Regions from separate parts of the Homo sapiens genome. Here region 2 is linked to region 1. A link is a contact called in ENCODE Hi-C or POLR2A ChIA-PET data. All regions are on one chromosome and are shown on one strand. The core of a region is the stretch at or near the end of the contact, and the rest is flanking DNA. Distances in the headings are between cores, read along the strand shown. Region 1 has its middle 160 kb from the start of SLC41A2. Region 2 overlaps CHST11 (carbohydrate sulfotransferase 11).

Region 1 (4,571 bases), core at 1,141-3,640:
GTGAATCCATTACTTTTCATTCTCACCAAAGGTCTGGAGCTGTATCTGGTCTCTGGTTTTGGCCTATAGACACTGCCCTTTTGATCTGAGGGTGAAAAGGGGATTCAATCTAAGAGTATTTCATTTCCTAAACAATCTGGAAGAGATGTATTAGTTTAAAAATCACTCATTGTTTGAGCAAACACTTTCCACATATATTCTATGCATTCTCTCTTTCTCTGCATATGCCATGCCTTCTTTCACTTCCATTATATTGGGAAAATTTCCCCCATGTCATTAAATGTTTTTGGAAAAGATGATTGTGCATGATGATACCTATTTTGCAAATTTTATGTACCATAGTTTTTTAACCATTTCTCTGTTGCCGGACATTTAGTTTGTTTATGATTTTCACTCTTATCAACAACTGATATAAATTTTCTCATATATAAATCTTTGGCCCTCTCACATATCATTTACCATGAACATTGGGAGTACCGTATTTTATCCTTTTGGAGTCCTCTCGGTGTTAAGAACAGAAGTGGTTTCACACGTGGCACTTAATTAACGCTTGTTAACTTCACTCATGGCCTAGATCAACTTGCATTGGCGCCCTATAAAACCTGTCTCTTTAATATTAAGCCATATGAAATCACAAGAGTATGCCAAATCCAATTAGCATCTATCACGACCTATCCACTCTATAAACAGGCATTTCATGTTTCTGTTACATTCAACTTCTGAAATGCTATAAGCAGAATCTATTAAGGCAAACAATGAAAACACAAGTAATAATTTCTTAAAAAACACTTTGCAATGCCTGCATCATACATATTAATTTATAGCTGCAGCAACAGAATCTCATATTCAGATGGTGTCCTTTCAAAAGGAACTGTGTAACAAATCCCAGGCAGTACTTAGCTTAACTTACCTTCCTGGTGATTTATATGATGCACATCATTGTGTGCATAAAGTCCAAATTTCATGACACAGACACATACAATTACATGGATGACAGTAATATGCCAATGAATGATATAAACATCAACTGTTAATTCACTAAGAGAAATAGAAAGTCAAGGCAAAAGAGACTACGTCCCAAAACTACCTGACTACTGCCTTTAGGCAAAAGATCTTTTGGAAATCAGCTTTTAAAGACTTTAGTTTTACCACTGCCCTGAAGCAGGCTGAACCTAAAATGGGACTTTACTATCTGCCCAACCCTGGGCCCAGAGTTACTCATGGAATACAGGTGACTTCACCAAGATTCAGGTGAATCCATTACTTCTTATTCCCACAAAACGTCTAGAGCTGAGTCTAGTCTCTGGTTTTGGCCTATTGACACTGACATTTTGATCTGAGGGTGAAAAGGGATTCAACCTAAGAGTATTTCATGTCTTAATCTAGAAGAGAGGTATTAGTTTAAAAGTCATTCATTGAGGAAACACTTTCCACATATTTTCCATGCATTCATTCTCTGTGTGTGTGTGTGTGTGGTGTGTGTGTGTGTAGACTACCTTTTAGGATTTTACTCTATGTTATATAACTTTACTTTGCAACTTTTACTTTCCCGAAAGTGCCTGGATAAGTAATGTGTAAAGTGTAAGGCAAAGTTGTTTCTGTTCTATCTTGAGCAGTTCATAAAATAACCTTCAGGTCACCTTCCCTGTGATCTGCAGATTGGCTTGGTGCGTACTCTAGAGGTGCCAATCATTCTTTCTCCGCTTACTCCTCTCTGTGAGAGGACTCACGGCACTGGAAGAGGCAGTCCAATCACCATGTGATATCTGCTCCTTAACTTGGCCACAGCAGATCAGAAGCCAGAGCCAAAGATGAGTCATTAGATTTTCTGCCAGGAGGAGTTGGAATTGTGACTTAGTGACTGAGTCTGTTAGCTGCATGGGTTTCTCTTTCTTCTGTTTCTCAAATAGCCTCAAGCCCTTCAGCCTCCTGGGTGATGTCTTCCTTGAATATCCGAATAAAATGTCTTAAGTCCTGCAGTGGAGACAAATGCTATGTGTTAAACTCAATTTCATTTCTTCTTCCTCTTCCTGGGCACACAGGAAGACCACATTTCTGAGCTTCCCTTGCAGTTAAGTTGTGCCATGGCTGTCGGGTGCTAAGCAGAGAGGCAATGGCCAGGAAGAAGAGGCAGGAGTCTCTTCTTGTGCAAGAGTTGACAATTAAAGAGGAGAAGAGTAGAATGGTGTTGGTAAGGTCAGATGGAGGCTTTCCCTTCCAAGGAAGTCTTGTGCATATGATGGAGCAGAGAAGTGGGCCACTGGTGCTAAAGAGAGGAAATGTGGTAGAAATGGATGGGTTGAAGGGTGAGCTTGAAACAATATGGGCATGTCAAGGCAGGGACAAGGAGTTACTGAGGAAGCTTATCCAGAGGCCTCAGCCTTCTCCCTGGAGTCAGAACCACCTGCTGAGGGCAGTGGAGGAGAAAGAGTGGGAAGAGAGAAGCTCTGAAACTGCCCTCTGGGCAAGTTCGTGGAGCTGGACAGCATGGATTTGTAGTAAGCCAGACATGAATGGTTTTGTGCCAAACCCGCGGAATTTGGTGTGTGATCTGGGAGAAGGACCAGAGAAGGCTGTCTGTGGGAATTACCAGAAGTCAGAAGCCTATGTTAGCATAACATTATCACTTGCCTAAAGAACAGATGATAGGGAGAAAAATGTTATTCTTCTAGGCCCATATTTATTCACTATTTCTTCCTACTAATAATACCCCAGTGTCTTTAAGTACTAAAACGTTCCATTTCTACAGAATGTTTTCTCTCATCTGTAAGAATAAAAAGGATGTTCATTTTTTTAAAACATTAGGTACTCATTACTAAACAGGACAAAAATCAATCTTTTTTTATTTTTTAAGACCCAAAACAATAGTTAACTACTATTTGAGCTGGGGATCTATTGTCTAGAAAAGTAATAATTATTAAGTAATTCAAAAAATAAATATAAAAGTAACAGGTTCATTTTTGAAAATTTGTTCAGCACAAAAGAGTTTTAAAAAGAAAAAAAATCCATAATCACATCATCCAGAGCAAAACATTTAAAATATTTTGGTGTCTTAAAAAATTAGTGTCATTCCAGATAAAGTTTTGTACTCAGTATTTTTCACACATTATTTTATAAATATTTTCCTAACTCATCAAATGAGCTTTAAAATATAAATTTGCTGACTATAATATATAGTACCAATTTTTTTGAAGTTTATGCCTGTTTTGTTTGTTTATTTTTTGAGACAGGATCTTGCTCTGTTGCGCAGGCTGGATGGAGTGCAGTGGTGCAATCATATCTCATTATAACATCAAATTCCTAGGCTCAAGTGATCTTCCTGCCTCAGCCTCCCAAGTAGCAGGGACTACAGGTGCATGCCACCATGCATGGCTAAATTTTTTTTTTAGGGATGGGGTCTCGCTGTGTTGCCCAGGCTGGTCTTGAATGCCTGGACTCAAGAGATCCTCTCACTTGGCCTCCCAAAGTGTTGGGATTACAGGCATGGGCCACCAGTCCCAGCTTAAGTCTGTTTTCAAATGAAAAATGTAAAGCTGAAAATTGCTGCAATGTATATTGTGATTATTACCTTAGGACCGATTTCTACAATGGTATGTCAATAGGGCAAAGAATATATTTTTCCTTAAAAATAAATTTTCTTTAAAAATAAAAGTTCTAAATGATTTTTTGAGATACACATACATCATTCAAAAATGAAAATGATCTATAAAGTATACACTGACCAGTCTTGTCCTCATCCCTATTCCCTTTCAGCTTATTATGCCTTGTCCTCTATAGGTAACCGTTTTTCTCAGTTTCCTGATTTTTCTTCCAGTGTTTCTTGCCCAAATGTTTATTTCCCAATGAGAGAAATATCCTGTTTCTCACAACCTTACAAAAAGGAAGGATATTTTATACACTGTTCCATGCCTTGCTTTTTTCACCTTACTATGTATCCTGGAGATCTTACCATATAAATCTGTAAAGATATTTCCTATTCCTTCTGTCTCTCAGTTGCATAATGTTCCATTGTATGGATGCACCATAATTTATTCCACTAGGAGCCCTGAGTTGTTGTCTTATCTTTTACTATTACAAACAAAGCTATAATAATCTTGAAGTACGTCATGACATATATGTCTGCGAATATCTGTAGAATCGATTTCAAAAAGTTGGATGCCAGGCGGCTCCTAGGATGTGTGGAGCTCCAGGCAAATATTCTTTGCAGGGCCACTGCCGTCTTACGCCATTTGGCTTTAAACTGTTGTTGCAAAATCCTTGAACCCATTTGAAGCTTAGTGATTTATCAATGAAGATTTAGTGTAATGGATAGAAAAGAGGTACTTACACATTTGGCTACTGTCCAGTAAGTACAGATGAAGATTCTTCATAGTGTCCAGGTACCATCTTTTTGTGTTTTTTCTTTATTGTCAAATATGTTATTCCTGGCTAATTTCATATCTCCCACTGCAAGGAAAAGTTAACAATATTGTTACTGGTTGCAATGCCAGGGCTCTTCAGAACCTATTTGTATTGAAATGGTACCACATCGACATCACCACATTGACGGTAGGCAAGAAGGACACCAATTG
Region 2 (4,664 bases), core at 1,326-3,825, 120 kb before region 1:
TCTCCTGCCCCGCCAGCTCCACGCCCTCCTGAATGTTCCATTCTAAACAGCCACAATCAGGAGCCTGTTCTGCACTGGGAAAAAGAGCAGCATGAAGGCTTTTAAACTTGCTGGGTAATTTAAGGTATTTATCGCTATTTGGAGAGCTTTGCTTGTTTTGAATCCATTCCCCCTGCAGCTCTCAGAAATGGTGCAAATGATTTTTTTTCCCCCTTGAAAAGGGATGCTTCTAGGTCTTTCCACTGTCCCCGAGGCCGGATTCTGAATGCAGGCCTCCAGACCTGGGTGCATTCGCTGAGGTTTTGTTCATTCATAAACGTTAATTGGGCATCTCCCTGCTCCAGGCCTACATTGTGTTTGTAGAGTGCTCCCCCTTTCTGCAGTGGACTGTGTTTCTAACTCATGCGCAGTAAACGAGGTCAGAGAGCCTGGCTTTGGGATCCAGGCTGACCCAAGGTCAAGCTGCGCCCTGCAAATTAGCTGTGTGACCCTGGACACCGTTCTCAGCTTCTCCAGAACACAGTTTTTCATCTGTTAAATGGGTATGATGACAGCTCGTAGCTTACTTGCTTTGGAGGCCAGCCTGCCCGTGTCCAGATCCCAGCTCTGCCACTTCCTCCTCCTGTGAGCCTGGCTTTTCCGTTTTGTCAGTTGATTCACCTTCAGTCAGGAATAATAGCCAATCCCTCAAAAGGTGGCAAGAGAACTGAGTTGATGCATATCAAATACTTGTGCTTAGCACATAGAAATTGCTCAACTCAACAAATGTTAGTTTAGAGGAGGCCCTTAATAAATCTAAGTTCCCTTTTCCCCTCTCGCTTTCCTAAAGCTTCACCTAAGCCAACAGCTGGACAGAGGCGGAAGCTTGCCAAGAGAGTCAGAAGAATCTGGACTCCACACCGCCTGCTGCAGGGCCTGCTGGCCTCACAGGGAGAGGGAGGAAGGGGGGTCCACCCTGGCCAGGTGCACTCTGGTGAGAGCAGCCCACAGAGGCCTTGTGGTCTCCCAACTTCCTCAGTCCTTAGGATGCTAACAGGGCTGTAGCAGAGCGAGTCCTCAAAACCAAGGGGCTTCCCCACCACTCTGAATCCACCAGCAATCTCTGCCTCTGCACGGCACCCAGGGCAGGGTGGTCCTTCCCCGCTTTTCTATTCCAGACCGTCCATGAACTGCCTCCATTTCCTCCACCCACCCCCAACATAGCCTCCTTCATGGAGCATATACACATGTGCAAGTGCATATGTTCAGACCCACACACACACACACTCACACTCATACACACTCACACAAACACATCCATACACACATGCACTCACACTTACACACACACTCCCACACATACACACCCACACATGCACTCACACTCATACACACACTCCCACACAAACACATCCATACACACGCACTCACACTCATGCACACTCTCCCACACATACCCACACACACACAAATATACTCTCACACATACCCCTGCATACACACACATCATACATACACACCACATATACACACACACTCCCACACATACCCCTCACATACACAAACCAATACACACCCACACATACACTCTCACACACACCCCACATAAACACACACCCACACATACATTCTCACACACACTCCCACACATACCCCCCACACCTATACATATACACCAACAGAAACACACACATACATACATGCACATACATGCACACTCACACACACACTCTTTTCCAGCTTTGTGTTTCTGCTTCTGCCTTTTCAGTTTCTTTGATTTCCCACATATGGATTTCCTGCCCTGCCTTCTGAGGGTGTTGGGCAGGTGAGAAGCCCTAAGATCATGTTCAGAGCTGAAAACATAATCACCAGATTGGAATACTGGAGATGAGATGGTAGAGAATGGCTAGTTTTAGCTTTTCTCATTAACACGGGGTGGGAGCAGATGACCTTTTCCTTTTAGCTGACAGCTAGTCTGCTGGCCATGGGCACACCCTCCTCCGCAAAGCCTCTTGTGATCTCCAGTCTGACTGGACACGGCTTCTTGCTGCGCCCGTGATCCTAAGCATGGGGTGTGGGTGGTAGGGAAAAGCCTGGAGCAGGGCTGCTTGGTTGAAATCTTGGCTCTGCAAGTTATTTGGTTTTGCTGTGCCTTCATTTCCCCATTTGCAGAGTGGGGTCAGTATTTGCCCTGATTCTTAGGGTTGTTAAGAATATTCGATGAGGAGAGCCACATCAAGTGCTTGGAATGCCTGTCTACTGATCATTACTGTTACCAGCGCGATCATGGTTTTGATCATGGAAGCTCTTAGCCCACTGCACTGTGATCGGTCTAGGAAGTCCTGTCGCTTCCCCCACAGGTTTCGCAGCAAACGGGCCAGGACAGTTATCTCAGGCAGCCTAGAGAACGCCTACAGTGTGAGCAAAGCCACTGTTTAAAGTGAGGTGATACTTTATTCACCAAAGATTCCTTTACTTACAGAAAGTCCCCCTTGAACTTATGATTTGAATTTTAGACATTTTACCCAATCTCTATCTTTCTCTCTCTTTTTCTCTCTCTCTCTGTCTCTCTCTCCTCCCCGCCCCCAGCCCTCTTCTTGCATAATGTGAGAAGAGGCTTTCAACAGCCAAATGGAAACCCCCTTTGTCACCTTGTAGGCGTGTGGCATTGGGACACTGAAGTTAGCAAATCGGCCAGTGACTCATCAGTTTCCTCTCCATAACTGGGGTGTGGTTGGGGGATGGGGCAAAACTGGCACTTGGCAGGAGGCCTTGGCACAGTTCCCAGGCAGCATTCCTTCTGACCCGTCAGTGACCATGTCCTACCCATTAAGGAATATTGTAATGATCAGCCCTGGAGGAAGGAGCATTAAGATTTCTGCTCTGACTTCAGATGTTTTGATACAATTTGGGTAGCTCGAGTTCTCCATCCCTGACAATGAAAATGCCCAGGAATGTCAGGGAAGCGCGTTTTCTGGAAACCTACCTCCCTGAGACCTGTCTGGCCTGCACAGGGGGGTGGACCGTGTGGGAGAGAGGGGATTGTCCCTCTCTCCCCAAGGTCAGCTCTGGCTTGCGGAGTAATGGCTCGTGTGAGTGATGTGTGTGCAGGACTCCATTAGGGGCCCGGCTGTCCAGCTGTCTTGTGGCAAGTGTCTTTGCAGAGAGGGGCGAAAGGAGCAGATAGCTCCAGAAATGGAGAATAAAGAGACCATTGCTTTCTGCTTTCTGGCAAATTCTGCCAAAATACTGCAGAGAATGAAAAACTTTGAAGGAAAACCCCTTTATCAGCTATCCCATGCCTTGTGGCCATTGATTCCACGAGCAGGTGTTTCTGAGAGCTGGAAGCTGGCCTGGCCCTGGCCTCTTTCAGGAATAGAACATGTGAGGATGGTTGGCTTCACCACCTCCAAAGGGACCTCGGGAGGAGTAACCTCCCAATGGGGCAAGATTACTCACCATGACGGGCAGCTCAGTGCATGGCAACAAGCGTATGCTCTGCTGGGCAGCCTTCTTGGCTGGAAAACTGGCTCGTGATTCTGACTGTGACTCTCCCTCCTACACTTTCCAAGCCAAGAGCCTCCCCCAGATTTCACATGCCTCCCGCATGGCACCTCTGTTCTCCTGCTGCCACCACTCAGACACCCAGGCGTGAGGATTACTCTGAAACCCTGATGCTTGGCCATACCTGCCCCACCATTTCTGAGGCTGCCATAATGAATCACCACAGACCAGGTGGCTTAAAACAACAGAAATGTATTCTTTCCCAGTTCTGGAGGCCAGAAGTCCAAAATCAAGGTGTCAGCAAAGCTGTACTCCCTCTGGAGACTCTAAGGGAAGATTTATTATTTGCCTCTCCCAGTTGCCAAACTCCTTGGCTTGGGGCCCCATCTCTCTGCTCCATGTACACGTTGCTGCCCCCTCTTCTGTCTTCTTTTTTGTCTCTTATAAAGACACGTCATTAATATTTAGGGCCTACCCACACACTCCAGGATAATCTCAAGATCCTTAGCTTAATCACATCTGCAAAGACCGTTTATCCAGAGAAGGTCACATTCCCAGATTCTGGGAATTTGGATGTGGACCTATCTTTTGGGGAGGTACCATTCAGCCTACTGTACCTGTTAATGGAATGGTTTGTTACATGGATTAACACTGACTTGAGGCTTTCTAGGGTGAGCCTAGAGCATTTTCTCAAAAATACACATGTGGTGACACCTATTTTTAGCTATTTGACTTGGACAAGTAACTTACCCTCTTTGGGCCTCAGTTTCTTCACCTGTAAAATGGGAATGATAATAGTACCTACCCATAGGTTTGTTATGAGCATTAAATGAGTTCATGTAAGTACAGTGCTTCGAGTGCTATCTGGCAATTAGCAAAGCACTCCATAAATATCAACCATTCTTATGGTGATTATCATCATGGCATCATAATCATCATTGGAAGCTACCCCAGGCAATGAGACTGTCCTAGACAACTCATTTAACATGTAGCACAGCACATTCACAAACCGTTTGTTTCGACTTTTCGACCTACTTAAAATCACTTGGAATTTGTTGCCGTGTGACCTTGGGCAAGTTCCTTAACCTCTCTGAGTCTGGCAGAACATTCCCTGGAAGGGCTGCTGAAAGATTAAATGTGGTCAGCCTCGTGACACATGTTCTGCATCAATCCACGTTGGC

What was found. A loop is a pair of places that touch in the nucleus more often than their neighbours do. ChIA-PET counts read pairs that join two places held with the same protein, here RNA polymerase II (POLR2A). Pooled maps may share reads with other maps.
Region 2: a loop to region 1 is called in a pooled map, with 2.2 times the contacts of the local background. The contact joins two enhancer-like sites. A Hi-C loop is called at or near these places in 1 of 168 maps with a recorded cell type or tissue (heart right ventricle), 1 of 37 single-sample maps with no recorded cell type and 11 of 50 pooled maps. POLR2A ChIA-PET finds 5 or more read pairs at or near these places in 2 of 52 experiments (Caco-2 and WTC11).

What each region holds. Positions count from the first base shown.
Region 1 is chr12:104,791,006-104,795,576 of GRCh38, forward strand. No RefSeq gene overlaps it. Among named protein-coding and RNA genes, the nearest start is that of SLC41A2, 160 kb to the right of the region's middle. Within about 2 kb of position 2,391, at least 3 of the 41 ENCODE cell types and tissues checked have a DNase peak (open chromatin) inside an H3K27ac peak, as active enhancers do.
Region 2 is chr12:104,669,221-104,673,884 of GRCh38, forward strand. The region is part of intron 2 of CHST11 (carbohydrate sulfotransferase 11); the gene reads left to right. Among named protein-coding and RNA genes, the nearest start is that of MIR3922, 80 kb to the left of the region's middle. RefSeq lists an enhancer at 2,191-2,795. Within about 2 kb of position 2,576, at least 31 of the 41 ENCODE cell types and tissues checked have a DNase peak (open chromatin) inside an H3K27ac peak, as active enhancers do.